Regions from separate parts of the Homo sapiens genome. Here region 2 is linked to region 1. Evidence: read pairs that join two places in POLR2A ChIA-PET (ENCODE). Cell type or tissue: PC-3. All regions are shown on one strand. Links, peaks and the distances in the headings refer to the core of each region. The heading gives the core; the rest is flanking DNA.

Region 1 (7,760 bases), core at 2,147-6,146:
CACCAGTGCTATGATTGATGGCTGCACGGAATACCCTTACTGGCCCAAACCAAAGGCCCATCCAGCTTAGTCTGCCTGAGAAGGACCAAAGGTGAGTGCTGTAGAAGACCCTCCCCCACGCTCTCACCTCGAAAACTTACAGGGAGAACCTCATCTTGCCTAGCTCACATTCATACCCCCATCTTTCTGTTGCAGCTGACGTAGCTTTCCATGTTTTCTGCCTGAGAGAACCTGTGCAGGTAATACATTCCATGGATACCACTTCTGTATAAAGAAGTGTTTCCTTTGATACTGCTTTTCTCAAGATTCAGGGAGTAGCATCTAATTTGAACATACCCATACCATTTAGGCTTACAGACTATGGTAGGTTCTCAAAGATGTCCGTGTCCTAATCCCTGGAACATATAAATATGTCATCTTAAATGGCAAAAGGGACTTTGCAGATGTGATTAAGGTTTCTGTGATGGGAAGATTATCCTGGATTATCTGAGTGGGCCCAGTGTAATCACCAGGGTCCTTATAAGGGGAAGCAGAAGGGTCAGTCAGAGAACAGTGATGATGGAAGCAGAGTGATGCGCTGCCAGGAGCCAGTGAATGTGGGCAGCCTTTAGAGGATGGAGGAGGCAAAGACGCGGATTTTCTCCTGGAGGCTCCAGAAGAAACACAGCCTTGCCAACACCTTGATTTTGGCACACTGGATTAGTTTCCTGTGCCTACTGTGACAAATGACCACAAACTGGGTGGCTGAAAACAACAAAGGTCATTCTCTCACTGGTCTGGAGGCCAGAAGTCCAGCATCACAGCATCGGTAGGGCTGCCCTCCCTCTGAAGGCTCTTGGGGGAATCTGCTCCCTGCCTCTCTTCCAGCTTCTGGTGGCTTCAGGTCACTCCAATCTCTGCTTCTGTGGCCACACTGTCTCTTCTCTCTCAACACCCCTCTGTCCTCCTGCTTATAAAGATACATATGATTGCATTTAGGGCCCACCCAGATAATCCAGGATAAACCTCTCTCTCAAGATCCTTAACTTAATTAACACTTATTGCCATATAAGGTAATACCTATTCTTTTGTCCTATAAAGGAATATTTACCAGTTCTGGGGGATTAGAACTCTCACAGTAATTTGTTAGGCAGCAGTAAGAAATGAATACCTGGCTGATTAGGTCTCCTCTCACTGGGACTTCCTAGGCTGCTCTCTCATTCTCCAGGGGTTGCTCTGAGTTATGGTGGTTGCCCTGTGGCCATGGCAGTATGGTACAGCACTGGTCTGGGCCACACCTGAGCAAGTGGGGAGGGTCTCCAGGGCCTGCTTCTGCCACATTACTGCTATAGGAATAGCTTCACCAACTCAGATCTATGCTGCCAGAATGCTCTCTGGCTAAGTCTTTGCACATGGAGAAATGAGATGCACAGAACAGAATTTGGAATGAGAATATTGTGAATTATCTCAGGAGCTGGGAAGATGGCCCAGGTAGGATTCTGCCTGACTTGAGGAAAGGCCAACATCCTTCCCCAAAAGGGAAGAAGAGTTTCAACAGCACATGTCTTAACAATCTCTCTCAGGGCCGAAGCACCATCTACCTAAACGGTACTAAGCAAATGATATTGAGGCTAAAGAAAAAGGAAGAATTCAGGACCTAGGGATGTCCCTTCTACTCCTTCCCAAATGCTGCAGTAAACTCAGGCAGTTCAGCCAATGATCTTGGGCATTTAGACACCTGTGGGTAAGTTTAGCTAAGGCAGAGTTTCATTTTGATCTTAAACAAGTCATTGCCCCTATGTTTCAGCTCTCCACTGGCACAGTGAAAGCATCTCCTAGGGGTGAGTTCAAAACAGTTCCCTGACATGTCTTGGAAATAGTGCTACTGGGGACAAAATCAAAACTAATGTTACCTGGGGCAATGGGAAGTGCGTTCTGCATGTAATTTACACTGGAACTTGATATGACTACTGTAAAAACTATAAATGAATATGATCCTTAGTTAAAAGATTTATGTGCGACTGGAAGAAAATGGAGTAATATGTTCACCACAGTGAAAAGCAATGGTGGCAACGAGCTTTCTGTATGGAGGGGCTTAGGGTTGGTAATCTGGTGGGAAGAGGGAGCTAGAAGAAAGTCTTGAAGCTGCATATGCAGAAGAAGGACACATTTGTATTTGGAGCATATGTTTCCTTGGGGCAGCTTTCAGGAAGAGGGCAGTGCTAAAGCCCACCCAAACCACCCCCTGGTGCCACTGCTGTCTGAGTGGTAGAATTAAAAGTAGTTCTAATTTTCTCACTTACTCTTTACTATCTTTTCCAATTTTTCTACAAATGAAAAATAGTTAGATTCCATGTTTAAAAAAAATAATATGTTAGTATGTGTGTAGAAAAAAGTTGGAATATTCAACAAAATAGTGGCAGTGATTCTCTTTGGGGGACAGAGTTATGGAGGACTTCTACTTTTTGCATTGTGCATTTCTGCAATGTTTTAATTCATAAATATTTAATTCTAAAAGCAATTTTGAATTATATTTGTCATCCAGCAAGGGGTTTTTGATTATGACTATACACTAAAGGCATTAAACACATAACACTCTTACAAGTTTCTCTGAAAATATGGGCAAGGTCGTAATGATTTTGAGAATAATATATAAATATATTTAAATTCATGGGAAAGCTAATGCATGGACACAAACATTATTAGGGTGAGGGTGAGACAAGTGATGCAAAAATTCTCGAGTGTTCTTCAGAGGAATAACTGTGGACTTGGCAGTCATCTGAGGAAGTTCTTTCCAAACCTCACATCCCCAACAAGGGGAAGGGACGGGGTGAGGGGCAGCTGCTACCCAGGGACACCTGGAGTCAAAGGCTTCTCAGTTGTTTCTCTTTGCTTGCCTTGGGCCTTCAATGGGTATCTTGGGAAGCTTCTTAAGGAAGCTGACAGGCAGCCTCTTTGGAATTAGAAAAGGCTGTCAATTCCAGAAAACCAAGCTGAAAGGAATATATAAGATCTTTTAGCTAACAGCTCTGGGAGCTTTAAAACAACTAGTTATTTCCTAATGCCTCCCAAAGAGGTCATCTGCTCTAGGTGGCAAGCAACATAATTTCCACAGAACAGCTAGATACTGGGAGAACCATCTGAGTTCAAATGATGAATTTTAAAGATAAAGGTACAAATGGGATCTTCTTAAGTACCCTTGACAGGGCCTGCATTATCACTGAGTTCTCAATACCCTTCGAGAGGGCCTCAGAGGCATGAGTCCTCTTGTGTTATGACCTCCTAACACATCCTGGGACAGCCACGAGGCCAGAGCAGTGCCTTGCTGGGTCCTGAAAAATCAAGCCTTCCAGGCCAGGAGAAGTTCAATCAGAGGCTTGCATGTCTGAGAAGCCACAGGGGAAGCAGAGCAGTACTTGGGGAGAGTTGCTAGGCAGGGTTGGGGGTGCTGCATGGAGAAAAGGAGTTCTGGAGCCTAAGCTTGGAACCCAGTGGGCTCCTGGAAGATCTAGTCATCCATACCTAGGAGAGTGGGAAATGCACCCTTCGGAAAGGCTCCACTACACATTTGATTTTTAATTTATGCAAGCACAGATTATGTGGTGGGTTCCGTCTCTGAATGTCTATCTCTGTCTCTGTCTTACTGGAAGCTTAACTCTGCCCAAGTGAGGCTTTATTGAACAGGATAGTGGTAGCGGTAGTGGGATCTTCCTCTCATGTCTTTCCATTTCCCTCTGACAGGAGCTGGGTTGGGCCTTCCTAATTTTCAATGCTACTCCAAATCTTGAGAGTCTCTGAGTTTTGACTTTGAGAAGTCCAAAACATTGCTTTTGCTGGCACTCTTGTCCATTAGGGACAAATGTGAGGGCTTTTTCGTTAGTTACTATGGTCACTATATACTCACTCCTAGGTACCATTTCATAGCATTAAGGATGGACAGCAACAAATATGCCTTAGAAATCCATTCATTCTGCAATTATTTGTTGAGCCCCAGATACTGCTAGGTCTCACATGGTCCCTGCCTCATGAAGCTAGTTATCTAGTGAAATGGATAAACAGTAGTAAAATAATCATTCTACCTAATTATAGGCCAAGGGCTAATTATTCTCAGGTAGGCTGACTAGGTGGAAAGAGAAAAGAACAGTGGCAGGAGGCTGTGTTTATAGAGAGTCCATTTAATTCCACAGGCAACACAATGCACTTTTGCTCCTGCCCCACCTGGCTTGAGGCCTGTACTGCAAGCTGTTTGTTCCTTCCTGGTAGGGACTGGCAGGGAGCCATACTTCTGCTTAGGTCCTGGCTTTCATGAAACGGGACTACAAAATGTCCAGGCAAGGTAATGTCAGTGTAAGGCCCTGGAAAGAAAGCAGCCCTAGCTTTTCCGTTTCCACAGGTTGACTCCTGCACCTGACTTTCCACATATTCCCACCTAGTTAAGTCCCCTGCTATCAGCCCCTGTGGCTGCTTTGCATGGTGAGCTGTGTAAATGGCTTCAGTTGTGCAGCATGAAAGTAATGTGAATCCAGCAGGTGGAATAAAGACCACAACCCAGGGTGTTAGACAGGGTCAGAGTCAAAGTGAATGATCTAGGAGGACATGAGAAAGAGAGGGGTCAGAGGAGGAAAGGACTTTAGGCCAAGTTTCATAATAGGCAAGAGAGAAACAGGGCTGTTATAAACAGTTGTACACTTTGTACACTGCACAAAGCACCTTGTGGAGGAGATGAGGGCTGGAACCCTCACAAAATGAGTAGAACCCAAGCTCCACTCACAAAACTGCATTCCTAGCAAGGGACTCTATCTGTCTGGAGGAAGAACCTTCACTCACAGAGGCCAGAGAGGCATGGCTCAGTAGGGATCTGCTCAGAGAGTTGGAAACCACCAGACTCACGCAACAGCACATCTAAGAGTCGACTGTCAAGCCTGGGAAGATGGGCCTCCTTGGATTTTGAACACTACTGGAGTGTAGGTGGAGGAGGGCTGCTGGCTGGGTGCCACTCTTTTGTGACAAGCTGAGACCACAGAAGCCACTGGCTGACACGTGGAGGCTCCTTAGAGGCCCAGCACCTTTTCAAGGTAGGCTCCATGATCCAGCTCCATCTTCATTTCTCCTTCATCCATCTCAGCAATCCAGCCACACCCGGAAGGCACAGCTCGACTCCTGAGATTTCAAATATTCCTTTAAGAAATGTTAGTGGTTACACGTCTGTGTTAGAAACGTAAACATTATACAAAGATGAACAAAAGTAAAAGAAGCCTCTGCCAAATTTTAATATGAAAATCTTCCTCTGTCAGTGGCCTCCTTACTGCTCATCCCTCATATTCTAAACCTGTTTTCCGTTCCCACTGGCCCCTGTAATTCCTCTGCCTCCTCATTCTGGCTGACAACCAGCGCCTGTCTTCAACTTGTGGCCCTTCCTCTACCTCCGGCCTTAGGGCCAGCTACTTCACTGCATCTTAAGTTTTGACTCCTCAGAAACCTTGCCCTGAACATGCCAAGCAACACCCATTCCTGGTGCCCGTCCCCACTCACTGCTGCTTCTCTGGCCAGAGGACTTTAAAGACTCAGCCCATTATGAATTCATAGGTCCAATGCAGCATTCACAATAAGACCTTTATTCATCTCTCATATGCCCAGACTTATTTCTCACTGTGGGTAATTCAGACCTTCAAGAACTCAATTCCCCACCAACCCTCTCCCTCCCCCACCTCAGCAAGTGGCCTTGGCTCTATTTTACTAAAGAAAGAAAGGTCTTTTCTTAGGAGGAACCCCAGTAATCTATCCTGGACTTCACCCTAAAAGTCAGGGGTAGAAAGAGCCATGCCCTCTTCTCTTCAAAGGAACCTTTCCCTGGGATCCTAAAGATCATTCCTTTTTGCTTTATTTCTCTCTTGTCTGTGTACTATTTTCTTTGGATAACTCCTTTTCCCTTCTGCCATTAAACATGCTCAGACCTCCTTCTTATAAAAAATGATTCTTCGTCAATACCAAACTTTTACTCTAATTGAAAGTTGGTTAGATCACCATGAAGAACGTTGTATAAAAAGCTTATTTAAAAAATCGTACCCTTTGCACCTCTGTAATTCACTTTATGGAATATACCATGAATAAATAATCCACAAAAGAAAAAAATGTCACTTGTACAGTAATGTTCAAATCAGAGATATTTACACTTGCAAAATACTCCAACTGCCCAACAACAGATTGAGGTTAAGCATACTGGTATCAATATGATGGGATACCACCAAAGGAATGAAATATGTGAAGTTACAAATATATGGATTATGTCAATATAGAGAAGTCTGCAGATGAAGCACATTTTAATACACAAAATATATTTTAAGAACCACATACTACAATTTTATATGTTTGCTGATAAAGAATAGAATTATTTTACAAAAATAAAATATTTGATTCGATTGCTTCTTCTGGTTACTACTTTCTTTCCCTCCCTGCTGCCATTCTCTGGTGACCAGCCATTGCTTCTATTTTTCTCTGTCAATTTTCCCCTTAAACCACTCCAGTGTTTTACTGAATGGATACCCTAAGCAATCATCATGACTGCCTTCTAGTTAAATCCTTAAATCTAGTTAAATCAGCAGCACTGAAACTCTCTTCCAGACATTTTCTCTTCCCTTGCTGCTGAATCATCCTAATTTCCCACCATCTTGTTCCTTTTTTCCTAACTATGGACAGTTCTCAAAGCTTATTACTTGGGGCTCTGGTCTTTGTACTCTGCATGCAAGACCTCTGGAGAGATTCCTTTGAGGGAATCCAGCCCTCCTCTGTGCTGCTGACTCCCACTCTACAGCTCCATCCACAACCTGACCCTCAGCTTCCGGTTCTATGAGATCACTCAACTTGGATGTCCTGCAACCCACAGTCACGTTGTTTTTAGCTCTCTGTGTCTAAAAAGCAACTCCTTTCCAAACTGTCTCTTCAAACTTCCTAATTTCTGGTTAATGTCACCAATATTCTCCAAACTCAAAACCAGCACACATCCTCAGTCTGGTAAGGCTGCCCTGCCTACAAACCCCACCACACCCCTTCCCACGGCCATTCCTTTGCTGATGCTGTACCTTGCCTCCTGAAAAGCCCTCTCTGGTGTTCTGTCAACTCACAGCCTGCTCATCCTTGAGACAAGGTCAGGTTCTGCTTCCTTTGTGAAGTCTTGTCTTTTTTTAATAGAGATTGGCCCTTACTCTGCCACCCAGGCTGGAGTGCAATGGCATGATCATAGTTCACTGCAGCCTCAAACTCCTGGGCTCAAGCCATCCTCCTGCCTTGGCTTCCCTAGTAGCTGGGACTATAGGTATATGCCACCATGCCCGGCTAATTTAAAAACAATTTTTGTAGATGGGGTCTCGCTATGTTGCTGAGGCTGGTCTTGAACTCCTGGCCTCAAGTGATCCTCCCCCCTTGGCCTCCCAAAGTGTTGGTATGACAGGCGTGAGCCATTGCACCTAGACTGAAGTCTTTTCTGATTACTCCAGTTCACAATGATTATTTTCCTCTCAGCATCCTTTTGGAATTTAGACTCTGTAGTACCAGTGACACCCAATGCACTGTTCTTTTCATTTCTTTTGCCTCTCTTCCTCAGCTGTCCTCTGATGAGTCTCCACATCAACCTGCACACCCAGCTCCAGTGTGTCTTCATCTCTGAAGTCTTTCTGGTTCTCACAGGCTCAGGGTGACTCTTCCTTCTGGCTTACCAAAGCACCCTTTCCCATAGCTGATAAGGTTCCATCCCCTCATGTTACAGTGACATACAGTTTTGTGTC
Region 2 (4,000 bases), core at 1-4,000, 290 kb before region 1:
GCTGGTTTTCTTTGCAAGAGCACTCAATGGCTCCTGTAACATGTAGTAGAAAAAGCTTTGTTACTTGGAAAATGCTTATCTGTTAACCTTTTTGTAGCTTTTATCACTCTCTTCCTTTTATTACAGTTATTTGTGCACATTTTCCTCACCTTGTAGGTTTTTTTTGTTTGTTTTGTTGTGTTTTGAGGTGGAGTCTCACTCTGTCACACAGGCTGGAGTGCAGTGGCACAATGTCTGCTCACTGGAACCTCTGCCTTCCGGGTTCAAGTGATTCTCCTGCTTCAGCCTTCCAAGTAGCTGGGATTACAGGTGCCTGCCACCACGCCTGGCTAATTTTTTTTGTATTTTTAGTAGAGACGGGGTTTCACCATGTTGGCCAGGCTGGTTTCGAACTCCTGACCTCAGTGATCTACCCGCCTCAGCCTCCAAAAGTGCTGGGATTACAGGCGTGAGCCATTGCGCCAGCCCCCTTGAAGGCGTGAGCCATTGTGCCAGCCTCCTTGAAGCCATTGCGCCAACCCCCATTGCGCCAGCTCCTTCGAAGGTCACTCACCAAAAAAGAAGCTGAAGCTGATAATGTTTTTTGGTGGTTTGTCTCATGCCAAATTTCTTTAACCCCCAAGCTTTCATGACTCATGGGAGGACAGAACTAGCAGAACAAACCAGCTCATTTCTTCCCCAGCACTGGGTAGAGAGAGCAGAAGGCATTAGAGGTGCACTTGTAAATCAGTATTCCACCTCAAGAACCATCTAAGCAAACGAACTAAGGAGTCCATCTGTAGCAGACGTGATGACTGCTGAATTAATGAATTTATTTCTGTAGGCCTGTGGTCAGTGCAGGGAGAGGGGATGAAGACCTTTGCATTACCCACCTGGTCCATAGTCTCTGGGTCAGATGAGTTTAGAGGTCACTCACTTAAAAAGAAGCTGAAGCTGATAATTTTTTTATGGTGGTTTGTCTCATGCCAGATTTCTTTAACCCCCAAGCTTTCATGACTATCATGGGAGGACAGAACTAGCAGAACAAACCAGCTCATTTCTTCCCCAGCACTGGGTAGAGAGAGCAGAAGGCATTAGAGGTTCACTTATAACGAATTCCTTGCCTCAGTCTGTAAGACCCAGCGTGGTCCTGCCCCTCCCTCTCCAATCTTTTCTGGAACCACTGTCCTACTTGCTCTGGGCTCTGCTCCACCGCTTTCCTCTTTCCTGTTAGTTATTTGAAAACATCGTGTTCCCTCCCATTTCAAGAGTCTTTGACCATGTTGTTCCCTCTGCCTGGAGGGCTTGACCTCTCATCCTTCAGGGATCTCAGCTTCAGGCCTCCTCAGAGAGGCCTTCTAAACTGGGTTCTACTCCTCTCTCCTCACCTCATAACAGCCTGCAAATACACACACACACACACACACACACACACACTGTGTATATGTATCTATATCTATCCATATATATATATATATTTTTTTTTTTTTTTGAGACAAGGTCTTAGTCTGGAGTGCAGTGACACAATCACAGCTCAGCAGCCACAACTTCCTGGGCTCAAGCCATCCTCCCACCTCAGCCTCCCAAGTAGCTGGGACTAAAGGCATGCACCAGCATGCCCAGCTAATTTTCATATTTTTGGTAGAGGCAGGGTTTCATCATGTTGCCCAGGCTGGTCTTGAACTCCTGAGCTCAAGTGATCTGCCCGCCTCAGCCTCCAAAAGTGCAGGGATTACAGGCGTGAGCCACCACGCCCAGCTGGTGAACATATGTTTATTTGCATATTGATTTAAAAGCTGCTGTTGGCCAGGCGCAGTGGCTCATGCCTGTAATCTCAGCACTTTGGGAGGCCGAGGCGGGTCGATCACGAGGTCAGGAGTTCAAGACCAGTCTGGCCAACATAGTAAAACCCTGTCTCTACTAAAAATAAAAAAATTAGCTGGGTGTGGCGGAGGTTGCAGTGAGCCGAGATCGTGCCATTACACTCCAGCCTAGGCAATAGAGTGAGACTCCGTCTCAAAAAAAAAAAAAAAAATAGCTGCCTTCCCCAGGTGACAGCTCCACGAGGGCAAGGACCTTGTTTGTTTGTTGACCATTGTATCCCCAGCACCTAGAGTCATGCCTGGCTCACGTGAGTGAATGAATGATTTCTTGAATGAGCTATAGCTGAGGGCCGTCTGCTGATCCAATGTAACCTGGAGGTTGGGCTCAGAATTCCCTGGGACAGAAGCACTTAGCTAGGGAATTGGACAAGACTACAGGGCCCATCTTCCCTCATATGGTCCTAGACAAGAAGAAACCATGATACAGAAAGGTGAGAGGGGAGATAATAACGTGATCCTGAACTCCCCGTTTCTTATTTGCCTTAGTATTCCCTCCAGTTCCTAACACACTTCCTGTGTTCAGTAAATGTTGGTTGGTTGAATGAACAAGCAAAAGTGTGAGGCTTTTCCGAGACACTCCTACCTAATTATCTCTTTGGATCCTCACAACAACCCAAGAGGCGATTGCATCCCTGCTTCATAGAAGTGAGCCCTGAGAAAGAAGGCAAATTCGGTTCTGAGAAGAGTTAGTAAACACCTTTCGCATCTTGACAGAGGCTGCAGAATGTTTTCACTTCTTATCATGGCCCTCTGACATTCTAACTAATCACAGTTCATGGCTCTTGAAATAGCCGTTATCTGTAAGTCTTGCGAGGCTCTGCTCTGAATAGAATGTCACTTCAGCCAGGAAGCTGCAGAGGTGGGAGTAGCACGGCCCAGTCGGCCTGGCCTCCTTTGGCCAGTGGCTCTCCTCTTTGCCTTTACCTAGAAACCAGAGCCTCTTTGACTGAGTGTTCTATGCCTGGGCTCTTCTCACACGCAGCTCAGTCCTAGGAAGAACACACAAGCCAGGGGTCAGAAGCCCTAGATCTTAGCTCTGGCTCTGGCCCTCACAGGCTGTGTGATCTTAGACAAATCATTTCATCTCTGAGTCTATTTTTCCTCTTCTATAAAAACCTGTGCCATTTCACAGGGTTGATGTCAAGACTTAATTGGATTTGGTTTTAAAAAGAATGAAAGTAAAAAACCAAAAATAACTGCCAAAGAATGATTACAGACTAAAACCATTTCTTGGATCATTTGCCCTCCCATCATACCTTGAGTCAGTGATCTTTTTGTTTACTACCACTCAGAGCCATTTGGTCTCTCATGGAGAAAACGAAGAAGCATCCCTTGTTTACCCACAAACAACTAAAGTTTTAGTCATATAGCTGGAATACACACACATACAGACAGCAGACATTGGCATATTTATACCCAAAATACCACGCTCTGGAACATATGCAGTGGGAGAGAGAGAGATCACAATTTGTCACATTCAACCACCAGGTTCTCAAATTGTACAGTTTTTGAGCTGGAAGGGACCTCAGAGATTTAACTTGAATCCAACGCCTTCATTTTATAATTGAAGAAAGTGCAGCCCAGAAAGGCGGATTGACCTGCTTAAGGTTATCTAGTGAGATCTGACCTGAGTTTTCTGACTCCAAGTTCAGTATCTACACCGTGACTGTTCCTTCCTACTTTAAAGTCCAAATCTACAGACAGACCAAAGCTGTGGGGGATATTCACATCCTCTCATGGGTGATGTCAGGTAATGTTCCTCTTTCCCCTCCCCCAGCAGAAGGCATGTATACTACATGTGACCAAAACCACCACCACCCACCCAATTGTGTTTGCCTCTGCTTCCCAGGCCAGACATCTCAGGATGGGAGGTGGAAGACTTTCAGCTAGAAAGGAGACTGCTTCATGTCCCTGTCCTCTCTGACCTGCAACCCCAAACTTTGCAGACCCAACACTAGGCTAACAGCACCTGTCTTACCTGTAAACTGGAGATAATAGTGTCTGTCTCTTCGGGTTGTTATGAGGATTAAATTTGAATAAAGCACGAGGCACATGCTTTATTATTATTACTATTGTTTTTATACTAGCTATTTCTATCCTATCTCCTGATTTTATAAGGAGAGAGGTTGCATTTCATT

What was found. Peaks named below come from ENCODE experiments on the same cell type or tissue, not always from the same donor. Only the 100,000 strongest peaks of a DNase experiment are listed, where the experiment ranks them.
Region 2: POLR2A ChIA-PET joins it to region 1 with 5 read pairs; 2 of 35 experiments call an interaction of 5 or more read pairs at or near these places.

What each region holds. Positions count from the first base shown.
Region 1 is chr2:26,978,992-26,986,751 of GRCh38, reverse strand. The region is part of intron 1 of MAPRE3 (microtubule associated protein RP/EB family member 3); the gene reads right to left. It overlaps MAPRE3-AS1 (MAPRE3 antisense RNA 1), which reads left to right. Exons shown (of 6, transcript NR_149018.1): 4 at 1-91; 5 at 196-239; 6 at 1,787-1,980. Among named protein-coding and RNA genes, the nearest start is that of MAPRE3, 12 kb to the right of the region's middle. RefSeq lists an enhancer at 4,106-4,165. In PC-3, for the core only: a CTCF peak has its summit at 4,181; a DNase peak (open chromatin) is centred at 4,211; H3K27ac peaks cover 428 bases.
Region 2 is chr2:27,270,509-27,274,508 of GRCh38, reverse strand. It overlaps a transcript of SLC30A3 not described here. Among named protein-coding and RNA genes, the nearest start is that of DNAJC5G, 2.9 kb to the left of the region's middle. In PC-3, for the core only: no CTCF peak of the experiment used is centred there; no DNase peak of the experiment used is centred there.